Regions from separate parts of the Homo sapiens genome. Here region 1 is linked to region 2. Evidence: chromatin loops called from intact Hi-C (ENCODE). Cell type or tissue: mammary epithelial cell. All regions are shown on one strand. Each heading gives the region's core, and the rest is flanking DNA. Links, peaks and the distances in the headings are about the cores only.

Region 1 (8,696 bases), core at 348-8,347, 200 kb after region 2:
CACTGTCCACTGTGTTCTGAGAGGTCCTAGAAGCAATGGAGATGGTGTCTGGTTGGCTGCTCCCATCCCCCTGGCTGTCAATATCCTCCACTCCATCCCTGCAGGAAGAAGAGAAAAAAAACAGGGGTGGGGGTGGGGGGAACCACTGTGGGTTTAGAGCACACAAGGATTTCCGGTTGGGTGGGCAGAGCAGCGCCTCAGCACTTTCTAGCAGGGATTTGTCTAAAATTATCCTGCTAAAGAGAGTGGCCCTATGTGATTTTCAGTGATGTCACTTCTTGCACTTAGTAAACACATAATCACTATGTTGATAACTAAATGCAAAATGACCCCCTTCCCCAAAACTCCTCCAGCCCATGCTGCAGAGGGGGTGTATGTATGTATATATGTGTGTGTATATATATATATATATATATATATATATATATATATATATATATATACATACATACACATACACACACTTGGGAACGGGTCTGTAAGAGGCAGTAGGAAGATATATATCCTACTTAGAGCCTAGGCTTCTATCCAGGTGATTAGGTCATTTTAATAATCCCAAATTCAGGGTATTCAAGTTTTTGTACATGCTGTAATTAAGATGAGGGTTCATTTACAGCTGGCCTATAAAGAAAACAGAAGTGACAAGATTTCTTCTTCTTTTTTTTTTTTTTTTTTTTTTAAGATGGAGTCTTATTCTGTCACCCAGGCTGGAATGCACTGGCATGATCTTGGCTCACTGCAACCTTCACCTCAAGTGATCCTCCTGCCTCAGCCTCCCAAGTAGCTGGGTTTCCACGTGCCTGCCATCATGCCCAGCTAATTTTTGTATTTTTTTGTGGAGACGTGGTTTCACCATGTTGGCCAGGATGGTCTCAAAACTCCTGACCTCAGGTGATCTGCCCGCCTTGGCATCCCAAAGTACTGAGATTACAGGTGTGAGCCACTGCACCCGGCCAAGATTTCTTTTAAACTTGAGTTTCTTCTGTTCAAGAAAACAGGTTGTGTGGAATATTGTCTCCAGGGGATATTAACTTTGGGAAATTCCTGATATTAGACCTTCAACTCCTGGGTGTGGAGAAGGAATTTATTGCCTTCATCTGGCTGGGTTTTGAGGATCTCATGCATGTTTATAATGATTTCTTATCGATACAGAAGGCCAAGGCATTTTCTCAAAGATTGGTGAACAGTCACAGGTTCCACAGCAGCTTTGGAGCCAGCTGTGCTTCTGTGTGTCAGCTAAGGCCATCTCCTGAGTGCACTCCTGGCATTTAGACCCCTTCCTGGGCCCCGGACCACACAGCTGTCCCCATGTTCTTTCAGCTCTCCAGCTGTAGAACTGTGCCCCCATCCTGTACCAAGCCCACAGCCATGGCCAAAAGGGATTGCATGTCTGGAAACTGATGAAGGCTGCAAGGTCTGTGCCAGGAAAAGCTGGGGGAGATGTGGAGTTGGAGTTGGGTGAATTAGCACAGGAAATGACAGCTTTTCCCCAGGGGGCTTTTATAAAAGATACCCTGATGCTGCTTGTGGAGAAGTAATGGCATCAGGGGACAGGGAAACTGAAAGCCTGAGAATCCTACCACATGAACAAAGTGCCACAAATAACGAATTCACCTCAAAGGGTCTAAATGATTGCACTCTGGTGTATGTGTGAATGTATGTGGATGTGTGTGTGTATGCAAGTACCCATGCATGTGCACATGTATACACACAATGTCTATTCATCATAAAAAGTATTTTCTCCCATCCAGAACATTTCTAAGTCAACTGCTCTCTCACCATCATTTGTGGGCTTGGGAAATGCCAATTTATTTTAATAACATAAGCCACACATTCATAGGAAGGAAAATCTGCTGTAAAAAGACTTTATGTGACGCATTTCAAAACCAAAAATAAAGGACTTTTAGATCATCTGTTGTTTTGGATTATCTGGGCCAGCGCTCCCCACCATGTGTAGACAGTTGAGAGCTGGCTGTACTTTCTGCTTCCCGCTATTCTGGCCCATGGTGGGCCCTTCTGGTCCACTCCAGGTGAAGCCACTTCTGGGGGGATGTGGGGAGGCCACCTAGGACTGTGGGTAGTATTCCCCAACCAATGAACTCCTCTATAAACTGTCCCCATATCCAGGAATCCAAGATAACGGAATTAAAGACTGCTTGGTTATTCTCTGCAGAGTATGCCAAGGTTTCTCACCCACCCATTGTAGGACAAGAGAAAAGGTGGGAGCAGAGAAAAGGTGGGGGCATTTCCAAGATATGCCTTTCCCATGTTCTGGAAATGCTCAAACTCTCCTACTATAGGAAAAAGGGGCTATGTCAGGGTAAATAAGCCTAGTCAGCCTCACCTGAGTATCCTCTTTCACTATGATCCTAGACCATCATTTCTTTGTAATTGTTTCCTTTCTAATTTATTTATTAAAGTAGGGATTCCCTGAGGCATGGCCTGTCTCCACTGCTAGACTTTAGTCCACCCCCTCCTTACCTGGACTCTGGACATAGATAACTGGCATCAAAATGACCCCTTCACCAGAGCAGTTATAATTTGTCCATGCAGCACTGAGGAGGTGAACTTATCCTGGTCATGCAGGTCTTGGGGCTTCCGCCCCATGGAGGTTTCTCCACCATAGTCACACCCTTCTTTTGGCTACCACCTCACTCAGGACCAATGCTGCTGCGGCTTCATAGGCCCTGAAATGGCTCCCTACCCTGCTTGTCCTGGTTGGTGCCTAAGGGTCAACTAAATCCTCCAGATTTATTCCATTCAGGTACAGGGGAGGAGGGAAGAACCTGTTATCACCAATGGCCATCTCTGCTAGAACCCCATTTTTTTTTCTTCAAAATGTACGTGAAGTTTTTGTATGCTTTCTTTGGAACTGTCCCCCAAAAGAGTCATTGTAAGTGTAGGTGTCACATGGAGACTTGGGAAAGAAATACTTAAGAAGTCATCCATGGGTTTAGAGGAAACTGGGATTCAGAAGCATCCAGAAAGATATAAGTCCTCTTCTGCCCAATGACGTTGCTTATCATAGGTGAATGAAGGTGAGGTCTCTGTGGGGGTTGCAGTAAGACCTGCAATGAAACCACCACTCCACACATTACAGTACACAAAGCCCTTTGACTATCCAACCAGTCCAGAGAGTTCCTCCACTCTAGGACTCATCTAAAGTCCCCTTTCTTTGAATTCTTATAGAATTTATGATCCCTATACGTGGTTCTTCTGGTCTATTTCATGTGTCAGACATGACTATTAGATGGCTCTTAAGGGAATCGACTCATCTTACACTTCCTTTTATCTTGTAGAACCTAGCAGAGTGTTTATCATATAAGAGGTGCTCAATGAAGCCCTGCTGAATTTGACACTAGTGAGATGCTTAAAGATCAGATGACTCATCCTAGGTAGAACTCACAGGCCTTCCTGGAGAGTGCCACCTGCTGGGCACATCCCCCTTCAGAAGCAAAGATTCATCCCATTCCCGCACCCGGAAGCCTGTGAGGCAGGCAGTGCTGGAGGGAGAGGTGCTGGTTACCTCTTACTATTGTTCCTCTGTTTGGCTGGTGTTTTGGGGAGCTGAAGTGGCTCCTTTAAAGCTCCTTTCAGGTGAATGATCCTTTCTTGAATCACTTCTCGAATGTTCTTGATCCACTCCTGCTTGGTTTCAATGTTGGAGGCCTAGAGTGCCACAGGGAGAAAGACTGAGAACCCCAACTCCCATCACCTTACCAAAAACAGTTCTCAACCCTCCTGCAGTCTTCATCTGTTATTTTCAAGGATTCCAAATGTCTGGGGAGTTTATTTCTCATTTCATACTTATGACTCTTCAATACCAGAAACAGGCTTCTCCAACTCCCAGAACAGTGCTCCGACCTCAAGATTCAATGCAGAATTACTTGTACGGGAGTAACTGTCAAAGTATTTCATAACTCATAAGGCACTGACCAATCCTGATATCTGCCCTGGAGGTGGAACAGTATCTGGAAGTTCCCCCTGGGACAGGGATTAACACCTGGGTTGCTAGATCCTGGGGAGGTCTGGTGGGCACTGGGAGGGGCAGCATCTACTTCCCAATCAGTATGGATATATGTCAGGATGTTCACCTAGCATGGCTCCACAGACTTGTACTGACTAGAAATCAGTCCTGGGTTTGTGGCAAGCTCTGTTAACTAAAGGCACTGCTATCATTTTATGATGATCCCATTTGTCTTGGTAGAATTTTTTTTCTGGTAATTCTGCCTCACAACAGGTAGCAGCTATGCTGGCAGTTCAGAGTGAATACATGTGAAGCTTTTGTCGGGGTTGGACCATTTTTTCCTTGGTGATGGGCACTTTCCTGACAAGCAAATGACTGCTGGGAACTTCATCATCTGCATTATCGCTGCTCAGACAGGCTAACATCACTGCTGTGCCCCAGAGAGCTGCAATGACTCCTCAAGGCCGTCTTCTGGTGAAAGGCTCCCTCTTGACATTTCTCTCCATCAGCATGGTCCCCATGCTAATGTGATTTAGTAGGGGTTCAAGAATGTAGGTTCCCAGGGAATAAGGTCCATATCTTATACATAGTTATCCCCCACCACACTAGGCACTATACCTTTTACACGGAAGTTATTTAGGAAAAAATGTCAAATGAATGTGGAGCAAATCAAGGTGTCTTTTGTCAAAGCGTCAATTGTTCTTGCCACTTGAAGGAAGAGATACGGACAGAGCACAGTTTAAGCGGGCCTTGCTGAGCTGGTCCCACAAGCCACTCCCTGCTTTCTTCCCTCTTGGTCACACATGTGCATGCACTTGAGGAGACCATGCGTCTTTGAGATTCTGGGTCTACTTTCATGATAGAATTTGCTTCTCAATGCCCACGTGATGCTGCCATTCCCAAAAGAGGCCCATGGCTCAGTAGAGTCTCTGGGCCTTAGCTTTGAGGTGTCACTTGCCCACCCCCACTTCTATTATCCCCAACCCTAGTTTGTGCCTAGCAGAGAGCAGTACTTACTTTCAGCACTGTTTTATTGTCTGAGGATGGGGTGCGCCCAGACCACAAGGCGAATTTGCAGGGATCGCCCTCCACGTGCTCGGTCACACCCAGCTCTGAGGTCTGTAGACAGGAAATGCCTATGAGAGGCGGGGAAGGGGAGGGCAGTGGGGAAACTTAGGGCTGGGGTGGGAAGGGAAAGGCAACAAAGAGGAGAGGACCGAGGGAGGGGCTTCTGTCAATCAAACTTTAACAGATTGGATATTCTGTTCATCTACCCAGGATGAAAGGACCTACAGGCACGTGCCTGATTAGCAGGTACCAGGGAGGGAAGGTGAAGAGGGAGGTGCTAAAAGCAAACAGAAAGAAGAACTGTGAACTCTACAATGCAGACGTGGGAGGTGAGTGGGGTGCTTTCCAAATAGGAGACATTTTCATTTGTCCAGGATGGTTTTGGTGTGGAGGCCGGGGAGGAGATGAGATGAGTGTGTCCAGATCCCTTCCTGCCCATGGGTTCTATGAAAGCAGGGAGTCTTGTCTTACCCCACCTGCCCCACCTACCAGTAGCTTGTTCTTGTAAACATATTTCGTGTGTCCTGAAGAATCTTTGATCTCCTTGCTAAAAACCAAGGAGATCTCAAAGAGGAACAAGTGCCGCTCCCGCCCCTTCCGGATCAGCGACTTCGGGTCCCACACTTGAAAGGCATCCTGGAGAATCAACTCCCCCTGCACATCCAGGTTCTCGTCGAACCCTGAAAAACATCCATTTCCACCCTGTGGAGTTTCTCTACTGCCACAGTCAGGGGGCCATGTTCCACCCCCCTCTTGGAGAAAGGCCTCTCTTATTGTTAGTCTTCAGTTACTGAAGGGTTTTTTTCTCTCTGCTAACTCCAGAGACTGCTGAACACTTCCATAGACATCTCTGAGAATTGCAATTAGATCTCTCCTGCCCCCTTCCTGCACCATGTCTTTTATATACATAACCAATATTAGTGGAATCTCCTGCAAAGGTCCTATGCAACCTCACACCTTCACACACCCACAGTTGGCCTCCTGCAAGGGCAAATCCCATAGCTCCTTTGTCCTCCACAACTTTCTACTGTTCCTGACTTGTAGCTATGAGTGGGGTTGAGGACAAACACTGCCTGACTGAGTGTCTTCAGCTCCTCTTTATGTGTCATTCATTACCTTAATTCTTCTTATTATTATTTTTTATTTTTTTTGCAGTGGCATGATCGTGGGTCACTGCAGCCTTGAACTCCCAGGTTCAAGTGATCCTCCCAGCTTAGCTTCCCAAGTAGCTGGGTCATAGGTACATGCCACCATGCCCAGGTAATTTTTGTATTTTCTGTAGAGACAAGGTCTCCCTATGTTGCCCAGGCTGGTCTTGAGCTCAAGTGATCCTCCCACCTTGGCCTCCCAAAGTGTAGGATTATAGGCATGAGCCACTGTGCCTGACCTACCTTAATTCTTATATTCCATTTCTAGAATTCCTCCCTTTGATTACTTTGCACAAGCCTTCAACAGTTTATATTTATACCACTTGAAGTTTTTAAGAGATGCTCTCAAACTTTACTGTGCATAAGGATCACCTGGAGAGCTTGTGAAAACACAGATTACTGCCCACCCTCCAACCTCCCCAGATATTCTGATTTAGTAGGTGTGGGGTGAGTCCATGAATGTGCACTTCTGACAAGCTCCCAGGTGCTGTTGCTGCTGCTGGTAAACAGACCATGCATGGAGTAGCTGGATCCAGAGCATAGGTCAGGGACAGACTGGAGGAGCTGGGTACTTGCAGGTACTTCCAGGGTGGGGTGGAGGGGAAGGTACAAACAGAGAGGAAAGGAGTGGAGAAAAATGTCAACAGGAATACATTGAGATGGTTCCTGCTCAGCCTAGGGAAAATAGCCAGGGCTCCTTTGCTCTAAGAATTGAGGCTTCTGGTGCTAAGGATGGTCTGGGAAGTATGGAGACCGTATCAAGTCTCCCAAGGTGGTGTTGGTGGTATTGGCGGAGTAGGATGGAGTCCAGAAGAGAAAAAACAGCCCACGTGTTTACATATTTGCAACAGACTATACACATTTCCTTTAGCACCCATTAAAAATGTTAAGTCTTTTTGTTTGTTTGTTTTTGTTTTTTGAGATGGAGTCTTGCTCTATCGCCCAGGCTGGAGTGCAGTGGTGCGATCTCAGCTCACGGCAACCTCTGCCTCCTGGGTTCAAGCGATTCTCACACCTCAGCCTCCCGAGTAGCTGGGATTACAGGCATGCACCACCACCCCTGGCTAATTTTTGTATTTTTAGTAGAGACGGGGTTTCGCCATGTTGGCCAGGCTGGTCTGGAACTCCTGACCTCAGGTGATCCACCCACCTTGGCCTCCCAAAAAAATGTTAAATCTTAACTCATCTAACAAATTCCACCCCAGTATGGCTGCTCTGCCCACTCATTCTGCAGTGTTAAGACCACTTTATTGGAATCTTACTCTACAGGTTTCTGGTCCCAAGAAGATAGCTTCATCTGACTGAAGTCTTATCAGAGTTGTTTGGCTGGACTTACTAACCTTCTAGAGGACAAAATGCTGGTTGCACAAGAATGTGAATGTATTTAATGCCACCGAACTGTACATTCAAAAATGGTTAAAATGGTAAATTTATGTTATACATATTATGTATATTTTACCATAATAACAAAAAAAGAGCATAAGGCTGAAGATGGTATGTTTTGTGTGTATGTGTGTCTGTGTGTGTTTATGTGATCAGGCTTTCTATTCATTGTGATGACCAAGGCAATGTAATGCAGATGCTATGCAGACTAACAAGACTGCTGTAGGTTGGAAGCTCTAGCACATCAACAGTGAGGGTGATGGCCTGTCCTGGACTGTCTCATGGGCAGCAACATGTCCACATAACCTCCAGTGGCTTAGGCCTGGTCCTTCCTAGAAGCAGGGTGCTAGCCAAATTGGTCCTTGTGGAGCCCCTCTCACATGACAAGGGCCTATGTAACTACTTGTCATTTCTTCTCTCTTCCAGCCTTGCACCTTGTCTAACTTCATGCCACTTCCCTCCCATGATACAAGCTCCCCCGTGTCAAGGAAGAGAGGAGGCTTCCCCAGTGCTGGGAGGACAGCTACCTTCCAGCATGCTGACATGCATGGCATCATTGGCTTTCTTTGGGACACTGAGCATCACCTCCAGGCCATCCTTGAGCTCCCCTTTCCCTTCTTCACAGCAAGTTAAAAGTTCCTGGGGAAAAAAAAGTCCGGACATAATTAGGGCCATCTCCCCCAGCTTCCTCCCACCACCTAACCCAGCAAGGAAATTATAGACCAGCTTCGCTCTCTGTAATGGTTCCCTCTGAGCTATAAAGAAAGTGAGGTGGGGTAAAAGGGGTTATCTCTAAGAATTCAAGCACTATTTTTCTCCCACACTGAGCATTCTCAGCCCAATCTAGCCCAAACTAACTCAATCCAACCCAACTCCCAAATGGCTTGACCTGTAAGGCAGCAACTGAGGCATTCTCTGTCACTGGACTGCCCTCTTAGAGAAGGGACTACCCTGGCAAAGCACGTGAACAGAGGTGCAGTATTGTATAATCCAATAAAGAGAATAAAGAGAAGAATGAGGAGGATAAAGGGAAGATAAAGAGTGTGCTATGCAGTACCCAAATATCCCTGCATGCTTACTGCTGACACCACTTTTATTTACAAGCCTCTACAGCCTGAATGCTGACTTCC
Region 2 (8,696 bases), core at 559-8,558:
ATAAAATCTTGTACATCAAGTGCTTAGCACAATGCCCGGCAAATAACAGGTACTCAATACCTATTTAAATAAAGATGATCTCATTTTAATCATCTTCCTTCTGCTAAGCAGACTGTTATTAAAGTGGCTTACCTTTAATAGCTTATTTGGCAAAATTCTTCTTTCCTTTATCATGAAGCCAGAAAACTCACAAGCCTTACAAAATAGCCCAACTGGGGCCTCTGCACTTATTTCCCTGTATGTATGCATATCTTTGTGAACATGCATGGTTTCTGTGTGTTCTTCCCTTATAGAGGAATCCATATAAACCCTTTGGAAGAAAGACATTATTTCCTTCTTTGCGTTCCCCTTTGCAAATCAAGTGCCTGCTTATACCACCCAGGTTTTCTAAAAAGTGGGCTGCAGAAAACCCTTGTGAAGCCAAGTTCTGGGCTGAGTGCCCCAACTCTGGCCATTGCAATGCCCTCTGCTAGTCTCAAAAGACCACTTACACCTCTGCTTAGCCTATCTTTAAATCAGTGGTTCTCAACGCCTGACCTGGGCAGCCTTAAAAACACGAGAGGCTAATGCCTGGGCCTCATGCCTAGAGATTCTGTTTTAATTGGTGTGAGGTGGGGCCTGGGCATTGGGATTTTTTTTAACTCTCTAAAGCGAATCAACATGCAGCCTTGTTTAATGAACCTGATGAAAGTCCCCCTCTATTCCAGGGAACTGATCTTGGATAAACCAACTTCCTGCCCCGGAGGCTTTTCTGGGGTGGGATGGGGGAGTGGATGAGAACATCTGGTAGAACCTACTGCATTTCCCACACCTAAAAGAGTTCTCTGTGTGAAAAGGTTTCGAGGCATGGCATGGGGAAGGATGTAAAGGGTTGCTCCACTCAAACTATTAAATCAACCACGAGCAGCACTGCATCACCTGTAGGGGGGCACTAAAGAGGCCAAACATTTCTCTTCCTGGTTTGGATAAGGCAGGGAGAATGGCATCCCAGTCAGTCATTTGACAGTCAAAGAAAAGAAGGCTAAGAATATTTTCTAAATGTTAACAGTGGTTATCTCAGGGTGGTAGGTTTAAGGGTGGCTTTGTCCCCATTCAAAAAACATTAACTGACCTTGTCATACTCTCTAAGTACAGTTTTGTGGGTAGAGAAATACTAAGACATAGGCTCTACCCTTGGGATTTATAAAGCATCTTGATTTGGGGTGACTGTTGTTTCCTTTCTTTTCTTATGTGGGCTTCCCAAATATTCTGCAATCAGCATGTTTCGCTTTCTTTATTTAATTTATTTATTTATTTTGAGACGGAGTTTCACTCTTCTTGCCCGGGCTGGAGTACAATGGTGTGATCTCAGCTCACCGCAAATTCCGCCTCCCCGGTTCAAGTGATTCCCCTGCCTCAGCCTCCCGAGTAGCTGGGATTACAGGCATGCGCCACCATGCCCAGCTAATTCTGTATTTTTAGTAGAGACGGGGTCTCGCCACGTTGGTCAGGCTGGTCTTGAACTCCTGACCTCAGGTGATCCGCCTGCCTCGGCCTCCCAAAGTGCTGAGATTACAGGCATGAACCACCACGCCCGGACTCACTTTCTTAATAATTATTTTTGAAGGAAAAATACAGCACGGTCGAACCTATTAGACTATAAGCTCTTCAAAGACAGGAAGTATTTGTCACTCACCTTTGTACCTCAGGGCCCTAGCCCAAGGGTCTGTCACATAAAGGGTATTTAATAAATGTTGGTGAATACATATTTGACCTTTGACTTCATTTCAGACCTTCCAAGAACTTATGAACCAGTAATTAAGTCTTATTCGCAATCTTTCTTTCCAGTGTCTCTGCTAAGGACTACACTCAAATTAGGAATATTTGCTTTTGTTTGGGCATGGTGGCTCACACCTGTAATCCCAGCACTTTGGGAGGCCCAGGCGGGCGGATTACTTGAAGTTCGCATAAGCTACTCACAAACTCCTTCATGTGCTCCTCCAAAACCCTGGAGGAAGTGCAGAGCAAATGTTATGTATCCCCATTTCCTAGGTGAGATAGGGAAGTGAAGTGTTAAGATCACAGTGACAGAGGACTGGCTCCGAGAGCTCTTGAATTTTATTCCAGTGCTCGTTCCATCATAGCATTCAGCAAAGTGGGAGGGTCTTAGGAAAAGCATTGTGAAACTTTGTCATTGACATCAAAGGCCTACCTGCTTATCTTTGCTCTCCACCTCTCTATCTATCCTATCTCTACTCAGTCCTTTAATTTAAAATCCTCCAGCAAGGACCAAGAGCCTGGGCAAGGTCCACACTAATGTTTTTTTTCTAACTTTGACTCTGGACTACGGTCATAGAAGATTCCTCCCTCATTTTTTCTCTTTCTTCTTTGAAGCAAATCAGAGTACGAACTGGAGGAGAACACCCTTCTCACACAGTAGACTAATTACCGATATATTTGTCTGTGGCTCCCTATGGACTGCAGGGCCCATGAGGACAAGGACCATATTGTTTTATTTATTATTACTTTTTATTTATATTCTTAAATTTTTTATTTTCTCTTTTTTTGAATTCTAATGGGCCATATTGTTCGCTAGTATTGCCTCCAAGCTTAGCATGATACCTGGCACATATGTGCTCTGTTGATATTTGTCAAATCAATGAAAAGCTTAAGTGGTGGGATCCTAATTTTGGGGAGGAGAGCTGAGAAAATGTCCTGCCATGAACTTGCTCAGGAATCTAATCAGTCAGTCAATGTCTGAGATGTAGCCAATAGTGATCTTCCTCCTCTGCACTCTTCTAGGGGCTGTAGGTACCTCTAAGTCTCTGACCATGAACTGCTAAGTACCATAACGTCTTACTGAACTGTATTTGCCCTACCAGACTTGTGAACCTTTTGAAGGTAGTAACCCTTTCCCGTGTTTTATGCACCATCAGTCATAAATTTTTTTTGCTATGAACCATCAGTCATATTTTTTTTTGCTATGAGTCTTGCACATAGCAGAAAAATCAAATATTTGTTGAATGAAATTAACTGAAGTCACCCAATTAGTAGACTAGAAATTAGGCTTCCTGACCACCTTGTCTAGTGGTCATTGCTGGTGTGTGCAGGATCCTGAGGGCTTTATATAAGCTGCACATTTTTCTTGAAATATAATGTTTTCCTTCCTTAGAAACAGGTTGGAGTCAATGTAAAATGATAGATGGGAAGGAGGAGAGAGCTGGAATCCAAAATAGTGGTTGTGGGCTGGGTATGGTTGCTCACGCCTGTAATCCCAGTACTTTGGGAGGCTGAGGCAGGAGGATCACTTGAGCTTAGTTCAAGACCAGCCTGGGCAACATAATGAGACCTCATCTTTACTAAAAAATAAAAACAAATGAGCTAGGTGTGGTGGTGCACAGCTACTCGGGAAGCTGAGGTGGGAGGATTGCCTGAGTCCAGGAAGTTGAGGCTGTGGCAAGCCAAGAAAGTGCCACTGTACTGGGCAACTGTTGCCTGGGCAACAGAGTGAGACCCTGTTTCAAAAAAATAAAAAAAAGAAAACATAGACGAAATAGTGGTCGTGGAGGAAAGATGACATTGTTCACATAAAATGCACATGTTCTCTCTCTGTGAAACAGCACAAGAGAATGCTGGGCCAAGTCCGGGAGGACAGGGCTGGTGTAGACACCGTGGGAAAGAACTACAGGTTCCTAAAGCTGGTTTTATTTGACCAGCAGAGGGCAGCAGGTGGCAGCGCTTCCTCCCAGGCGAGAACAAGAACCACCACAATGTGATCCATCAGCAACTTAGTTTCCTTCTGGAGAGAAATCCAATAATTTTATCGTTTTTTCTTCAAAATGGCAGGGCAGTCAGGTAAGAGGAAAGAGTTACAGGTAATATTAACCAGCACTGACTACCATAAGCTGAGCTTTGAGGAAATCTTGGCGTCTATTTTCCTTGTCAGCCAATGTCTGACTGACTCTAAGACTTAAGAGTGAGGGTGAAATTCTGTCTAGAAAATGAGTTGTTAACTGACTCCAGAAGAAAAAGACCTCCACTCCCATTTTTCCCAAATTCCTTATCACAGTCACAAAACAGAGCTCAAAACTACGTATTGAGAACACTGAAGGAATAAAAACGCTCAAATAAACATAAACCAAATACCCTAAACCCAACTGACAGCTGCCCAGAATATATTTCTATATTTTTCCTTTTTCTATTCCTTTTACACTTGTTTCATATGAACCTGTATTCAGAGTAGGCAGGAAAGGAATTTTAGATGATGAGATCTAGCAATAAAATAAAGATATAAGAAAAACAATTTTTAAGAATTTAGGTATAATAGTAGGGTTTGAAGGTTTAACCCTTCGTGTTTTCAATCTGGCCAAACTGGACTCGAATTTCTAAAGTTTTAGAAAATATTCCTACCTCTGCTCTTTTTTTTTTTTTTTTTTGACAGGGTCTCACGCTGTTGCTCATGCTGGAGTGCAGTGGCATGATCACCACTCACTGCAGCTGCAAGTTCCTAGGCTCATGTGATCCTCCTGCCCCAGACTCCCTGAGGAGCTGCGACTACAGGTGAACACAGCCACATCCAACTAATTTTTTCTATTCTTTATAGAGATGGGGTCTCGCCATGTTGCCCAGCTGGTCTTGAACTCTGGGCCTCAAGTAATCCTCCCACCTGTGCCCGCCCAATGTGCTGGGATTACAGGTATGAGCCACCACACACAGCCTCCTCTGCTCATTTCTAAATGAGCATAAGACAAGCTGTAATTTTAAAAAATGTAAATGCAACATAATCCCAAGCAGCGATAGACTTGTCTCTTTCAACTAGTTCCTTACTCCCAAGTATTTTCGTTATCATTTAGTTCTAAGTGTTTTTCTTCAACTATGATTTTTTTCTTTTACCCAGTTGTAATGAGTATGTTTTTACATTTCCAAAGATGTGAGATTTTTAAAAAGGATATTTTTGTTGATGATTTCTAACTTAATTGCATTGTGCTTGGAGGACTTGGTCTGTATGATACTGATTCCTTGTTTTTTGTTGAGGTTTGCTTTGTAAGTAGCACACATGGTCAATTTTTGTAAAAAAATTCCATATGGTTTTCCAAAAAATGTATAATCATTAATTTGGGGGTACAGGTCTCTATATGTGTCCATGTGTCAAGTACATTGATTGTTTTATGGATATTTCTAGTCCAAATATCCCCCTTTACCCCTCAATATTTTGGTTAGAGAACATTTAGTGTGCTGTCAAAAATAAAAAGGATGAAAATATGGCTTTTAACAGAATAATGAAAGCATCTATCACCCATCTCACAAGATAGTTGGTTGCAAAGGACCAAAATGGGGGTGCGTTGCTGTGTATGCACTGGTCTCCAGCTGCTCCTGGCAGCCTAGGAGTCAGTTAGGAAGGGACTGGAGGTGGGGGGCTGAGGAGGATGCAGTGGTGGAGTTACAGCTTCTTCTTTATAAATCACATTTCCAACCTAGCCATGACCTTGACTTTGGATAATGCCTTTATGTATGAGTGTTTTGGAGTCTTATCCCTTAATGATTTGGCCCTGATTATGCCCTGATTATGCCCCAATCCCCTAAACTTCCCAGAGTCTTCGGAGCTATGTAACAGATTAACATTTGTTCTGAGGACCCAGTGCCATGGCTCATGCCTATAATCCCAGCACTTTGGGAGGCTGAGGCACGAGGATCACTGGAGGCCAGGAATTCAAGACCAGCCTGAACAACATCGGGAGAACCCACTTCTAAAAAAATTTAAAAATTAGCTGGCCATGGTGGCACGTGCCTGTAGTCCCAGATATTCAGGAGGCTGAGGGTGGGAGGGTCACTTGAGCCTGGGAGGTTAGTGCTGCAGTGAGCCGAGATCATGCCACTGCACTCTAGCCTGGATGACAGAGAAAGACCCTGTCTCAAAAAAAAAAAAAAAAAAAAAAAAAAAAAAAAAATCTCACCAGTGTTTGCATAGATGCTGGTTACCTTCCTAAAGCACAGGACGAATCATATGGACTGCTTAAAACCTACTGCTGTTCCTTGGAGTCCATGGATCAAGTCCTGGCTTCCTAGCAGGTCCTTCCATGCCTTTGTTGTCTGTCTGGTCTCAACCCATCTGCCAGGCTTTATCTCCTACAGCTCTTCCTACATAACTAACCCCAGGTACTCAGACCATATACCTGCTCAGCATGTGCCAGGCACCTCCCACCTCAGGGCTTTTGTTCATGCTCTCTCCTCACCCTCTGCCTTCTCTAAGACTGCCCACATCCTATTAGTTCATCCAACCCACACACTGCTGCCCAGTGAATCAATGACCACACTCATAGGCTCCCTGGGAGACAGGCTACCTAAGAATACACAGTCCTGGGAAAGTCACTTAACCTCACTGTGCTCCAGTTTTCTCATCTATAAAGTGGGAATAACGCGAATAGTACCTATGTGATGATGTTGTTGGGAGCTCAGCACAGAGCCAGTTACACAGGAAAGACTGCTAAGTAGTAGCTACTATTATTGTGAGCCCAGTGCCTGAGTGGGTGCATAAATATCCACAGAATGAATAAATGGCTCCAGGCAGGATTAATCAGTCCCTCACCATGACTGTTAGAGCAGGTTTTAAAGTTTGCTGTGTAACATGGGCATTTATTTATACCTGCCTCCTTCTTATGCTTCTTAAGCCTTAAGCATGGGAACCAATCTTACATTGTTCGTTAGTCCTCCATAATAATCACTGCAATGCCTTGTGTTAATCAAATTGTGTGAAATTGAACTGACTAGGAACTCACGCTGAGTGAACTTTGACAGCATGGGGGTGGGGTTGGGGGGTGATGGTCTTTGCTTCTTCAATAGCAGGCTCTTAGAGGAACTTCTGGGTCAATGGTACCTTGTAATCTCATTAGTGTACAACGTAAACGAAACGGGTTAGGCCCCCAGTCTAGGGTGAGGGTGCGATGGAACATGCATGACAGGGCGTGCTGAGTGACTATGTTGACCTGAGAAACCAGTTCAGACATTTCCAACTCATGTAATTGGACTTCCTTTCTTGGTTGCTCTGGCTGGGCTCTTGAGTCATTGAGAAAGGGCGTGGGTGAGGCCAAGTAATTATCCCAATAGTCAAGAGATTTGAAAAGTTGTTGAAGAAATTCTCCTCCTAAAACAGATGTGCAGCAAAAGAGGGCCTGAGCCTGACCCTTGTTAAGAAAGTACTTGAGCCATACGAGTAGACTTCCTCTACAGCACATGCTAAGTTTGGTCTCTCAAAGCACCACCATCAAGACTTGCTCTTTTTATTAGCTGTATGACCTTGACCTCCCTGAACATGTTTCCCCCAGGAGGGTGAGAAACTCTACCCTACTTACTTCACAGGGCAATTGCAAGGAACAAAAAGCATAATAGATGTGAATCTGCTGTGGACGATCTTCTTAAAATTCTCCCAGGAGAGGGAAGCAGCCACTAAGCTCAGCTCCCTTCTCTTGGTGGCGGAATATAAATCGGTCTGCATGGAGAGTCAGAACAAAGCCAGGCAGGAAGTCTTCAAGCCACACCCTTCAGATATATTACAAAGAAAATATTTTGCAAAAATAAAACGACAGGAATGTGATGCTTCACTTTCTTTTCATCCAAAGGGTTCTTTTCATGAAAAAATTCTTTTTATAAAATGCGGAACCAGGCATCAGTGGACACACACTGGGGATGCCAGGAGGTTGGTCACCTGGCTGGGGGTGTAAAAGTTTCCTTCAATCCGTCTGGCCGGGTTATTTTGAAGCTCTAGGATAAGGAGGCCAGAGTAGCTGATGTGGTAGTTGGCGGGGAGTGGGGTGCGGGGAGTAGGCTGGCTCTTCAGATCTGAGGACATGAAAGGCGGGCCAGGGAACTGTAGGTTTGAGGAAGGAAAAAAGTACCAGCTCTGGCCGCTCAAACTTCCCAGAGCCAGGAGTGGACACTCCAGTTGAGTCTCAGAAGGAAATCTGCCCAGGCCATTCCCGCCACACCCCCTGAAAAGTGAATTGCTGGCCAAAGCACAGAATCTTCCACGTCCTCTTCGGTCGGGATCTCAATGTTTTCAAAGTCAGAAGTGCTGGAGAGCAAAGTCCTTTGTTAGCACACCTTAGACGTGCATGGTGCTCAAAGGGTTACACATCACTGTATAAACACCTGTACACTTGGAGCTGTGCAACTTTCCAGAGGAACTTGGGGCTCAGAAAGGCTAACTGGCCAGCAGTCTCATAGCTGGCGGTATCCAAACTAGAATCCAGGTTTTTGACTCCTGTTCCAGTTTTCCATGTGATACTGCCTTTGTGGTTTTTGTTTAAGTTACACTTCAGCCTCGGAAAGCCAAGATGGGCAGAAATGATATTCCTTTTTATTGAGCTGGAAAATGGAATAACACACTTATACACAAAAATTGGCACTAGGAGTTAGGTCTTCTCGTCTGCCAGGATCTGTGTTTTAGGTTAAAATCAACCTGGAGATGGGGTACCAAGTGGCCGCAGGATGGTGTAGGTGGGGGAATAGCAAGCAGAAAAACCAGAAGCTGCCTCAGAAACTAGAGCACCTTCCAGTTTTCAAACAGAAAAGGACAAGTTCCTGTGGCTCTGTTAAAGGTGAAGGGGCTGCAGGGATGGAGAGGAATAGAGAGTTGTTTACTGGGTCCACTAAAGAATTTCTGTTTGCGATGATGAAAACGTTCTGGAAATGGATAGTGGTGATGGTGGTATAACATTGTG

Evidence for each region. Peaks named below come from ENCODE experiments on the same cell type or tissue, not always from the same donor. Only the 100,000 strongest peaks of a DNase experiment are listed, where the experiment ranks them.
Region 1: a loop joins it to region 2, with 4 times the contacts of the local background. A loop is called at or near these places in 3 of 110 quality-filtered maps.

The regions. Positions count from the first base shown.
Region 1 is chr3:124,487,713-124,496,408 of GRCh38, reverse strand. KALRN (kalirin RhoGEF kinase) reads right to left here. Exons shown (of 60, transcript NM_001388419.1): 29 at 8,094-8,205; 30 at 5,525-5,715; 31 at 4,985-5,086; 32 at 3,527-3,669; 33 at 1-98. Among named protein-coding and RNA genes, the nearest start is that of MIR6083, 120 kb to the right of the region's middle. RefSeq lists an enhancer at 4,530-5,729. In mammary epithelial cell, for the core only: a CTCF peak has its summit at 3,424 (motif pointing left); a DNase peak (open chromatin) is centred at 3,428.
Region 2 is chr3:124,684,030-124,692,725 of GRCh38, reverse strand. All of the region lies in intron 51 of KALRN (kalirin RhoGEF kinase), which reads right to left. Among named protein-coding and RNA genes, the nearest start is that of UMPS, 42 kb to the left of the region's middle. In mammary epithelial cell, for the core only: a CTCF peak has its summit at 3,700 (motif pointing right); DNase peaks (open chromatin) are centred at 3,705, 6,275 and 6,995; H3K27ac peaks cover 450 bases.